Linked DNA regions of Homo sapiens: regions 1, 3 and 4 are each linked to region 2. The links are chromatin contacts, found by Hi-C or POLR2A ChIA-PET in ENCODE. All regions are on one chromosome and are shown on one strand. The core of a region is the stretch at or near the end of the contact, and the rest is flanking DNA. Distances in the headings are between cores, read along the strand shown.

Region 1 (2,700 bases), core at 45-2,544, 3.7 Mb after region 2:
GGAAGACAATCAATTCAGAGAATCAATTTAAAACAGATGTAGTAGTCTGGACAATAAATAATTAGGGCCTCAATTAAGTCAGGGACAACCAGAATGGGCAAAGGATGTAGAATCTAACAGGCTGTGGGTAGTGAGAGAGAAGAATGAGTCAAATAAATATCACTTTCAGATTTCTGGTCTGGACAGCCTTCCGGAGATTTAAAACACCGTCACAGGAATTTTCTGTAGTTAAAGAAATATTTTTTATCTTCATCCAGGTGATGATTACACGGTTTATATATTTGCTAAATTTCATCAAGCTTTACCCTTACGTTTTGTCCATTTCCCTGATTGTTAATTGTACCTCAACAAAGAACTGTTAGCACTAACAACAAAAGCCTTCATTGTTCCTAGACATAAAATATCTTTCAGTCATTGCTAAATACATAGCAAATAGTCATTTTTAACATAAAAATCTCAAGGTTCCTAACAATCTATCAACAATCTAAAGTTGTGATGAGATCTAATGAGTTCTAATAAGAGCTCATAGTCCACAACTTCAAAAGGACAGAAAAGCAGGTAACAAAGTTACCTGCTTAAATACGAAATCTATTTGCGAAGTAAATGCCCACGCAACAAGTATTTATTGTAGCCCAGTAAAAGCCTAGTCGTGTATAGTGCTGTCGATGCGGTAAAAATGTCTGCCCACACGCTCCTTTCAAGTAACTTGGGAAAAGATCATACGCGCACAAAGAACTAAAATACAGAATGACAGGAGTCGAGGAAATGTTGGAAACGCGAAGCAATAAGCAATCCAACTGGGATCACTTCTGACTGAAGTAATCAGGGCAGGCTCCCTTGAAGTGGCGGGATGTGGTGCCCAATCACTAACGTCCTGGAGGGTTGTTCCCGCTCCAGGGGCTCGAACCCTCTGATGGTAGTGCAGGGGAAGCCGTCGCTGGCCCAAACACAACCATTCCCTCAGCCGAGGTCCCCCAGCCCTTCCAATGCTCGCGGGGCAGCGCTGACCGCACGTGGGGCCGCGCCAGGCCTGGCCCGGCGGCCACCTCAACTCCCGCCTCTTCTCACGACCCCAAGAAGCCGCTCGCCCGCTAGCCCGCTCGGCGCTCTGCCTCACCGTGACTCCCGACCCATGCTGCCGACCGCGGGAATACTGGTGCCCTTGAGTACCACGCACAGGCGAACCGGACAAACAAGGAGGCTGAGCTGCCCTCAACGCCCGGCAAAGACCAGCGCTAAACACTAGCAGCACCTACAGCTGTGGCGGCCATCCCAGCGCGGCCAACGAAAACAGGACGTGCTGGCGCCGGCAGCCGAAGGAAGAGAAAAGCCGACCGGAAGCTGCCGCTCTTCCACAGCGCCCCACCTCGACTGGAGGACGCACAGCGCCGGCCCCATCGAAAGGTGATGCCTTCGCCCCGCCCAGTCTTCCCGGCGCCCGCACCACGCCCGGCTGATTAGTGCGATGGAGCGCAGCGCGTCAGCCTCGCCGGCCCGTGAGGGTGTTTCGCGCCAGAGCCAAAGAGGCGTCCTGGGCAGGCTGATGTCTGCCTTAATTTGCGCTAAATAATGCGGCAACTTTCTCCGTACACGCTCTTTATTCATGTATACATTCACTCATTTATTTATGTTGTCATATGCCAGGCTTGTGCTAGATCCTGGGGAGCTCACAGTCTATCCGGGAAACAGATGACTAAAGCCAGCACAGTGGCTCACGCCTGAAATCCCAGCACTTTGGGAGGCTGAGGCGGGAGGATCTATTGAGCCCAGGAATTCAAGACCTGGGCAACGTAGCCCTCGTCTCTGCAAAGAAAATAGTAATAATAATAGACTTGACTAAAAACACAAGCAGAAGTAATACAGCAAGGAGAGTCCACCATTGGAGACGGATTCAGAAAACACGTTTCCCTTGGAAGTGAACTCTGAGGTGAGATTTGAAGACCCGGTAGGTGTTAACCTAGTAGAGAACAAAGAGCTAAAAATACTTTGGCAAAAGATTAGTTCTCAACATTGCTTGCACTGGGAAGCTTAAAAATAAAACAAAAAAACAAAAAAAGGGCCAGCCATGGTGGCTCATGCCTATAATCCCAGCACTTTGGGAGGCCGAGGCAGGAGGATGGCTTGAGCCCAGGAATTCAAGACCTACCTGGGCAACATAGCGAGACCCTCTACAAAAAATAAGCAAAATAATTAGCCAGGTGTGCTGGCACGCCTGTGGTTCTAGCTACTTGGGAGGCTGAGGTGAGAGGATCATTTGAGCCAGGGAGGCTGAGGCAAGAAGATTACTTGAGCCCAGGAGTTTGAGGCTGCAGTGAGCTATGATGACTCCAGCCTGGGTAGCACAGAGAAATCTCATCTCTAAAATATTAGTAAATAAAATAGAAGCCTGGGTTCCACCCCTATGTTCTGATTTAATTGGCCTGGAGTGCTTCTTGTGCACTGGGAATTTTTAAGCTTCCCAGGTAATTCTGAAGTACAGTCAAGATTGAGAACATTATTCGAGAGTTTGGGCACCAAAAAAATGTATATGTATTGTCTCATGCAACACACACAGAAATGTTGAATTTTTTTTGTTTTTTTTTTTTGAGACGGAGTTTCGCTTTTGTTGCCCAGGCTGGAGTGCAATGGTGAGAGCTCAGCTCACCACAACCTCCACCTCCTGGGTTCAAGCGATTCTCCTGCCTCAGCCTCCCAAGTAGC
Region 2 (2,714 bases), core at 152-2,651:
TGGGTGCAGGCTCCAGGGAAAAGCGGCCAGTATAGGTGATGGGGGGCAGTCGAGTGGTTTGGCTGGGGTAACTGGTCTCCACCAGCACCTTCTCGTTGTTCAGAGAGATGTCAGGAAAAGACTCTGGCAGGAGAGAGAGAAGCGGGAGGCCTGGTTACTGGAAAGCAATCACTGGAGGACGAGGACGACCCGAGCTGCCAGGCAAGAGACCGGGCCGGCTACCATTGACTCCCGAGGTAGTTAATAATTGATAGCAGCACATTGCAATGTTCCTGGACCCGCACCAGTGGCAGAGCCCATTTCAACAACAGCTGACGCAAATACGGAGAATCCCCCTCCACTGCAGCTCGCAGCGCTCCGCAGCGGCGGCTGTGCGGGCGAGGGATTCCCGCCAGCACCCCCATGGCCGCGGCTAGTGCGCGCCCCCAAACCCGGGCTGCCGGGACATCCACGGCCAAGGATCACGGTCCTTCCTTGGGGACAGGCGGCAAGCAAGGCAAGGCAAGTCTTACTGGAGGTGGGGGGCGCAGCCCCGCTCATCAAAACAAGCCCTCCCCCTCCACCCACCCACGCAGCTCCAGAGCTCTCCATCCAAAACAAAAGCTCGGTCCTCTGCGCTCCGCTAGGGATGAGGGCAGGGGGTGGGCTGTGTGGGGTTCCTTGGCATCCCTCTAACACATGACTCTGGGGATGCGAGGAATGAAAGGGAAACCCGGCTCTCATTCTAAGATCCAGGAGCACTCCTGCGGTGAAGGACAGGACGCCAGGATGGTGGCGAAAGGGTTCCCCCTCGGCGTAGGCCACTGCTTACCTGCGGTCAGGTGCTCGTAGGGCTGCTCGCCCGTGTCCGCCTGAGGGTTGAAGGTGCTGCTGCTGCTGCTGCTGTTGCTGCCGCCCCCGCCGCCTCCACCGCCCCCGCTGCTGCTGCTGCTGCTGTTGCTGCCGCTGCCCTCTGGGGCCCCGGCGGCGCCGAGGAACTGGGGAGCCCCGTTGCTCAGCAGCATCATCTCCTCCAGCTTAGGGTAGTTGTCCATGGTGGGCGAGTGAGGAAAGGATCCGAACGGGTCAGAGATCTGCAGCGGGGACATCAGCTGCATCTCGGCCTTGGCCGCGGCCATCCTGGACGAGCAGGCTGGAGAGCTGGTGTCGGGGCGGGGGGGTGCAGCCCGGGGCTGGAGCTGCAGGGGACACAGTTGCGGGGGCCTGGCCGGGTTACATGCGGGGCGCGGGGAACACTGAGAAGCGTGCAGGCGGCGACCCCGACTCGCCCTGGGCGCGGGCGGGCGTGGACGCGCCGCGGCTGCGGAGGCTGGGGCAGGGGCCGGTCCTGCGGCGGCGGAAGCTGGCTGCGGCGGCGGATGGCGGCGGCGGCTCCCCAAGTTCTGCGCGCTGGGATCTCTCGCGACTCCCCGGATCCGCCTCTATTTGAAGGGTCTGGAACGGCACGGGTCCGCCTCCGTCGTGACGTACATGGCCATATATGGGAAGCAGGAAGCCCTAATATGGCAGGACCGGCCGGGAGGACCCGGAGTGACGTGAAGCCCCCCATCCGACAGCGCCCGGCACCTCCATCCTGCACCCTAGGGCCCGCGCCCGCGCCCGCATCCCAGGCGCCCAGGCTTCGGGGAAGCCTAGAGCTCTAGCCGCCGCCGGGGCCTCCGGGACCCGCGCAGCTCCGGAGTTCCCGCGTTGCCCCTCCCTCCGCCTTCTTCCCTCCTCCCAGAGCCGGAAGCGGCCGGGCCATATCGGGCCACTCCAAATAAGGTGCTGCCCAAATAAGGGTTGTTCCGGCGGGGGATCCTTCCTGCTCCTTATATGGCATTTCCGGGTCGCAGCTGGTTGCTCCCTCGCTCCCTCCCTCCTCCCTGGTTCCAAGCCGGGAGCCCGAGCGCTCGCGGGATCCGGGGACGCCCAGGCGGGGAGGGCTCGTGGCGTGTGGCGCTGGGCGCGCGGCTGCTCAGGCGGCTCCTAGGCGTGAACTAGGCTGGGGAAGCCCAGACCCAGAGCGGGGGCGAGGGCGAGTCGGGCCGGGGTTCTATCGCTGTCATCCAGGGCCCGCCCGCCCACCTCAGGGACCGTGAGAGCGAACCGGGAGTGCGGGGGAGGAGCGGCTGGGCCCGCCTGGGCAGGGGCCGCCCAGGAGAGGCGGGGCCTTGACCCCGGGCCTCGATCTATGGCACGGTGTCTTTCCGGGTGTCGCTGGGAAATTGAGGATAGGAAGTCACGGCCACTTGGTTCTTGGGACACTGTATAGCAGTGAGCTGCCTTGCCTCTGCCACCTGTCGGTGGGATGGGGCTGCTGGTGCCTGGGGTCCCCTGTGCTCCCCCGGAACCGAAAGGCTGTTCCCTAGTCCCCGCCGGCAAAGAGCCCACCTTTGGGGGACCGAAGTGGGGAAGCTGATTGCCCCAAGAGAGGCCTGATTCTTGTTCTCACCAGGAGATAATGGTCCTTGTGGTGAGGGGTCACTTTCCCCCCTTTATCCAGTCCAGGTGGAGGGCCGGCCCACACTGCGGGAATCCGAAAGAGGGGCTTCCCTATGGGCTGTCTGGGGACCCCGGGCTGGGCGCGAAGAGAGGACCGGCTTGGCGGCTCGGTGCTGCCCCCTGGAGGTTCCCTCTCCACTCCCAGCCCCGGACTCCGGCCGCGCGGGCTCTTCCGCCGCCTCCTCGCTCCTCCTCCCGGATGCGGCGCTGGGCGCGGAGCCAGGCCGGGG
Region 3 (2,700 bases), core at 82-2,581, 3.7 Mb after region 2:
CTTTAAAGACATAAAATTTTCAAAGCAAAAGAACAAAATATAGAAAGTACCTCAGGTAAGATCATAAATAATGCTTTAAGAATAAATAGCCCGATAGAAAAATGTTTCTTCTATTGTTCTAGAAGAATTTGAAATGGTTTTCTTACCTCTCATTTGAACTGCCTAAAAGTTCAGAGCTATACACCTAAAGCCTTACAGAACAAAAGTCACAAAGATATAAGGAGCTTGCGACCAGTGACTAAAGGCCAATTACTAAAGGAAACACTGGAAACTTAGATAACACTAGGGCGCGCTAATTGCTCAATTATACTCACGTGAAATAAATTTTTTTTAAAGAAAATCATTGGACATGTGTTTGGGGGAGGAAGGAGGCGCTCTCCTTAGAAATGCAGCTCCAGACATCAATCACAACAATATCCCCTCATGAGGAGAGGAAACTCTCAGGTGTGCACTTCGCACTTGCTGGGTCTCTGAAGAATGCTCACTCTCACTTTTCCCACCTTTTCTAGCCGGCCCGTAGGTGACAGTGTTGACGGCACTGAACACAAACACTAGGATATGAGCACAAGAGTCCCTGATACACGTAGGATGAACTAGCGGGCAGTTCAGTAAAGACAGGCTGATGTGGGCGGACAGGAGTTACACAGCAAAAGGCAAAAGAAGGTAGACGCTAGAGAAGGCACTGTAAGGAAAAGCACTTGGAACCTTAAGAAGGAAAGCCATCTTCCTAAGGGGAGCAGTAGACATGACAGTCTGGGGATACAACGTGCGCCCTTCAAGAAAGGCGAGGAGTGGCTAAGGAAAAAAGGGGCTGTTCAACGTAACTGGGAAGAGGGAGTGAGAGCTCTGCAGGCAGGGTGGGGAAAATCTCACGGCGAGGCCCCGGGAAAATTGAGGGGAGCGACTAGGAACATCCTGGGGTTCAGGGATGAGAACTTGGGATATCACCGAAGGGGCGGGACAGAGAGGAAATCAAAGAGCAAGGCTTGGTCAAAAAGGTCAGAGGAGTGGAGGTGGGAGAGGGAAGAATGACCCTGAAGATTCAAGGTGATGGGCGGGAGACTGAGGGGAAATCGAGGCTCTTACCCGCGCCGCTCCCGGGCCTGTGAAAGCCCATGATCCGGTTGATGCGCTGTTCCGAGTTCATGAGCAGCTTTCTCCGACGCAGCTCCGCCCGACGCTGGGAAGCCGACAGACCTGAGCCCGCTGGGACCCCCGGCCTCTCCCCGCCGTCGGTAGCGACGGCCATCGACTCCATCCTCCCGTCCACAGTCTGGGAGGGGTGGCAGTGGCGGTGATGTTGGCCGCCGCTGCGAGGGCGATGACTAGAGGCCGGGCCGCAGGGCGCGCGTCCCCTTCCCACTATAGACCCGCCCCCGAGCGCGGTCCCGGAGCCTGTGAGCTAAGCACTCACGCACCGCCCCACGCGACCAAGCGCGAGGCTCTGGCCGCCATCTTGAGTGAGGGCAGCGCTGGACGCCCTCGTGCCTCCCCAACTCTTCTGGCCCTCACCCAACAGCCCCCTCTGCTGTTCACTCGGAGGTGAAGAAAACCAGCACCCAGGGCCGGGAGTGGTGGCTCACGCCTGTAATCCTAGCACTTTGGAAGGCCGAGGCGGGCGGATCACGAGGTCACGATTTCGAGAGTAGCCTGGCCAACATGGTGACCCCCTCCCCCCTCCCCCCACCCGTCTCTACTAAAAATACAAAAACTTAGCCGGGCGGGGTGGCGCGCGCCTGTAATCCCAGCTACTCGGGAGGCTGAGGCAGGAGAATCTCTTGGACCCAGGAGGCGGAGGTTGCAGTGAGCCGAGATCGCGCCACTGTTCTCCAGCCTGGGCTACAGAGCGAGACTCTGTCTCGAGAAAAAAAAAAAGAAAGAAAAGAAAACCGGGAGTGGGAAAGGGATGGCAGTAAGTAGGTCAGCCTAGATTTGGTGCCAGGAAGCAAAATGGAGGTTGCAGCGGCAGTCGCTTGTTTACAGACCCGCGGCCTCGCCTGTAGGCAATGGGAATACGTAACCCTGGGAGCCGCACTTAAAGGGAGCCTTACGCTGGGATTTGTTCTTGGTGCCTGTTCCTCATCCTTAACTTCTCTACGGCAAAGTATACGGCTGATGTGTTCCTAGGCTTTCCTCGCGTTTTGTGCGTTTTTATTCAAATTAGAATTTCCCATTGAAACCTTTCGTGCACATTCTATCTAAATTGCCAACACTCCCCATTCCCCTTCACCTTGTTTTTTCTCCTTGTCGTTCATGACCACCTCGCATGCTAAAGATGCTCCAGCCTGGGCGACAGAACGAGACTCCGTCTCAAAAAAAAAAAAGGAAAAGAAAAGAAAAAAACAAAAAGGCCGGGAGCGGTGGCTCACGTCTGTAATCCTAACTTTGGGAGGCCGAGGCAGGCGGATCACCTGAGGTCAGGAGTTCGAGACCAGCCTGGCCAATATGGCAAAACCCCGTCTCTACTAAAAATACAAAAATTAGCCTGACCTGGTGGCATGCACCTGTAATCCCAGCTACTTGGGAGGCTGAGGCAGGAGAATCGCTTGAACCTGGGAGGCAGAAATTGCAGTGAGCCGAGATCATGCCACTGCACTCCAGCCTGGGCGACAGAGGGAGACTCCGTCTCAAAAATACATATATAAAAGAAATAAATAAAATAAAATCAGAACAAATGACTGGGCGCGGTGGCTCATGCCT
Region 4 (2,700 bases), core at 60-2,559, 3.9 Mb after region 2:
AGCGGGACGCGAACCGGCAGAGTTGGGAGAAGGTAAACAAGGGCCACGCCCCCTGCCGTCGCCCCGCGGGCGCGCACCCGCCGCTCCGGCCGCCGCCGGTACATTTCCACTCTCCCAGCGCCTCTCCCCAGCTGGACTACCGCGCGGCCCCGGAGGTGGAGGCTGCCCCCGACCCCAGTCCTCACCCCTGGCGCCGAGGCTCCGCACCCTCCACACTCACCTGGAAAGGGTGTCCCCCGCCCCTCCAAAAAAACTGTCTAATTTGTGCAGAGCCTCCAACCCCAGGAGCCGAGCATGCTGCCCCCGCGTGCAGCGCCCGCGTGCACCGGGCCGGGAGAGGGGGCGACAGGGCGGAGGCGGTGGCCCCCGGAAGGTGTCTGGGACCGGACCGGCTGCACGTGAGCCCAGCGCGAGGTCATGTGCACCGGCTCAGCCCGGTTCGGCGCCCGGACGTGCTGCGTATCAACAAAATGAAACTCGGGGAGACAGGAGGGCAGATAGCTCCAGGTTCTCGGAGCCCCCGCCCGGGCCGCTCGACCTCCCCACCGTACCCATCTCCCGCCGCAGCCCCTACGCCCGGCCGGAGCCCGCGGGGAAGTTGCAGCCCTGGCGCGCCCCCGCCCGCCCGCGCCCCCTCGCCGGCCCGGGGGCGCTTTGCCGCAGTCATTAATAAAGAAGGTCGCCAAGCTCACCCTTCCAAAAGTTGTTGTTGCATGCGCCCCTCTCAGCCTCCCCGCACTGTACTCTTTAAAACACGACTGACCAACATGCGCAATCTCTCTCCCCTGTGCTGTGCATCCCCCCCCTCTCCGCGCTGGCTTCCTAGAACAGGCAGCCAGCAGGAGAGAGAGGGAGCGAGCGAGCAAGAGAGAGCGAGGGAGCGAAGAGCGCTGGCAGATCTGTTGCAAAAACGCCAAATAACGTCGTGGAGATGCGCAGGGCCCATCCGCCGGGGGCTGGATCTTACCTTGCTCCGCGGTGCCCCCCTGACGGGCGCTGCCCTCGGCTACGCGCCGCTGCAGGGACCGGCGCGGGAAGGATGCTCCCGAAGCCGGGAGCTCCTGGGGCCGGCGCGGGAGGGCGGGGGGCGCGCATCCATCCGGGGTCGCGGCGAGGGAGGCGGCCGGGCCCGCGGCGTCCCAGGCCCCACGCCCCCCGCCGGGGACGGTCGGCCCGCAGGACCTAAGCCGGTGCCGCTAGGAGTGGGCGCAAAGTAACTCCATGGACGCTACTCACCCCCCCCAAAAAATAGCCTCCAACTGCGATGGCCGCGGTCGGCACCATTCACCAACCCCCTGTGTATGTTTCTGTTTCTTTTTAAACCAAGACTTCCTTGTGATCTCTTTAGAAAAAAAAAATGTGTTGGGGTGGGGGTGGGGTGGGGGCGGGCAGGAGGAGCGAGGGAGGGGGAGTAGCCACTTTTTTCTTATTCACTCGGATCTCCGCTCCCGACACCCCCGTCGCCGCCCCCCCAACCCCCCGCCCAGTTGTTTGGCTCCGGCGGGGAGTCCAGGTAGCGTTGCGGGCCCCGTGGGGGAAGGGTGCCCTCCCTCGCAGCCCCACCACCACGCCTGCTGGCACCCTGGGCCCGGACTCCCCATGGACTCTGGGGCGCCCCTAGCCCGCCCTGTCCCCAGGGCCGGGCCCGAGCGGCGGCTGCGCCCGTGCAAGTCCCATCAGGTCTGCTCACACTTCACACACTCACACACATACCCCGCCCCTCCACTCTTTCACTCACACTTTCTGCTCACACCCCGCCCCCTACGCGCCCCAGACCCGGGCGGCGCCCCCCGCAACCTTAAAAAAAAAAAAAAGCGAGCTTATACTTAAAAAAATCTTTTGGCGCCATATTAATGACGTACTTAAAATTTGCCATTTCTCCCTGCGTCAAAAAGACGTTTCTTTGCAAATAACAGCCTGGAGGCGACACTCGCGGAGGGAACGAGGTTTGCACTGAGCACCCCGCCCCCCGGGGCTCCAGCGCTGGAAGACCCTCGCCCTAGGCCCTGCTTCTGAATCGCTGGTTTTAAAATGCGAATCGAATAAATTGCGTGGCGTTTTGCAGCACCAGAAGTGAGCAGAAAGTGCTGGCAGGAGGGGAGTGGAGGGGCGAACGCGAGTCTTGGGGAGGGGGCGCGGCCCTCCTCCCCGCACCCACTCCAAATGGAAAACTAACATTCCGGGCGGGGGAACTTGAAATTGTAGGCGACCTCAAGAAAAGAGGGGCGGTCCGTAGAGAGGGTCCCCATTGGGCTCGTCGCCCCCTCCCCCCTCCCGGGTGCCTCCTGGCGCCTAGCGCTGCCCCGCATTTCCGGGGGGTGGAGAAGGCAGTGATGAGCGGGTGGGTGGGTGGTTGCACATCCTGGCCCCAGCAGGATTTTGCCCCGGGGCGACCCCTTCCTCCTTGCTCTTCCTTCCCATTACCCCGAAAGGGTTAAAAACCGAGGGGTAACTTCCAAAGGCTGGCACATGGCGAGGAAGCGGGGCGCCCCTCTCCCCACCCTTCGCCTCCTCGCCCCTCCTCCTCCGGCTCCACTTCCCGACTTGACCTTGTGGTGCACAAACAGTACGCTCGGATCCTCGCAGTTTCTGGAAGAAGAGCCTGCGCTCGCCAGGCGGGCGGGCTGTCGGGCTGCTAGCCGGCGGTGGCGGGGCCTTGGGTCTGTTCCCGGAGCCGCGGGCCACACCCACCCAACCCGC

The links. Hi-C counts contacts between places; a loop is a spot of excess contacts on that map. ChIA-PET counts read pairs that join two places held with the same protein, here RNA polymerase II (POLR2A). Pooled maps may share reads with other maps.
Region 1: a loop to region 2 is called in a pooled map, with 10 times the contacts of the local background. The contact joins the promoter of DDX46 here to the promoter of EGR1 in region 2. A Hi-C loop is called at or near these places in 5 of 50 pooled maps. POLR2A ChIA-PET finds 5 or more read pairs at or near these places in 2 of 52 experiments (H1 and HEK293T).
Region 3: a pooled map shows a loop between it and region 2 (11-fold over the local background). The contact joins the promoter of CAMLG here to the promoter of EGR1 in region 2. A Hi-C loop is called at or near these places in 5 of 50 pooled maps. POLR2A ChIA-PET finds 5 or more read pairs at or near these places in 2 of 52 experiments (H1 and HEK293T).
Region 4: a loop to region 2 is called in a map of CD8-positive, alpha-beta T cell, with 19 times the contacts of the local background. The contact joins the promoter of JADE2 here to the promoter of EGR1 in region 2. A Hi-C loop is called at or near these places in 2 of 168 maps with a recorded cell type or tissue (CD8-positive, alpha-beta T cell and naive thymus-derived CD4-positive, alpha-beta T cell) and 8 of 50 pooled maps.

Annotation. Positions count from the first base shown.
Region 1 is chr5:134,757,373-134,760,072 of GRCh38, reverse strand. DDX46 (DEAD-box helicase 46) reads right to left here and starts at 1,294. Exons shown (of 23, transcript NM_001300860.2): 1 at 1,118-1,294. The coding sequence starts at 1,134. RefSeq lists an enhancer at 1,030-1,519.
Region 2 is chr5:138,464,166-138,466,879 of GRCh38, reverse strand. EGR1 (early growth response 1) reads right to left here and starts at 1,401. Exons shown (of 2, transcript NM_001964.3): 1 at 812-1,401; 2 at 1-123. The coding sequence starts at 1,118. RefSeq lists silencers at 1,148-1,357, 1,448-1,797, 1,808-2,207, 2,528-2,714 and enhancers at 663-1,502, 1,503-2,343, 1,416-2,615.
Region 3 is chr5:134,737,179-134,739,878 of GRCh38, reverse strand. It overlaps CAMLG (calcium modulating ligand), which reads right to left and starts at 1,331. Exons shown (of 4, transcript NM_001745.4): 1 at 1,087-1,331. The coding sequence starts at 1,258. RefSeq lists an enhancer at 1,694-1,743.
Region 4 is chr5:134,524,279-134,526,978 of GRCh38, reverse strand. It overlaps JADE2 (jade family PHD finger 2), which reads right to left and starts at 1,309. Exons shown (of 12, transcript NM_001388185.1): 1 at 968-1,309. LOC124901070 (a long non-coding RNA gene) reads left to right here and starts at 1,377. Exons shown (of 3, transcript XR_007058942.1): 1 at 1,377-1,513; 2 at 1,896-2,073. RefSeq lists silencers at 1-839, 850-1,109, 1,140-1,219, 1,350-1,569, 1,590-1,639 and 1 more.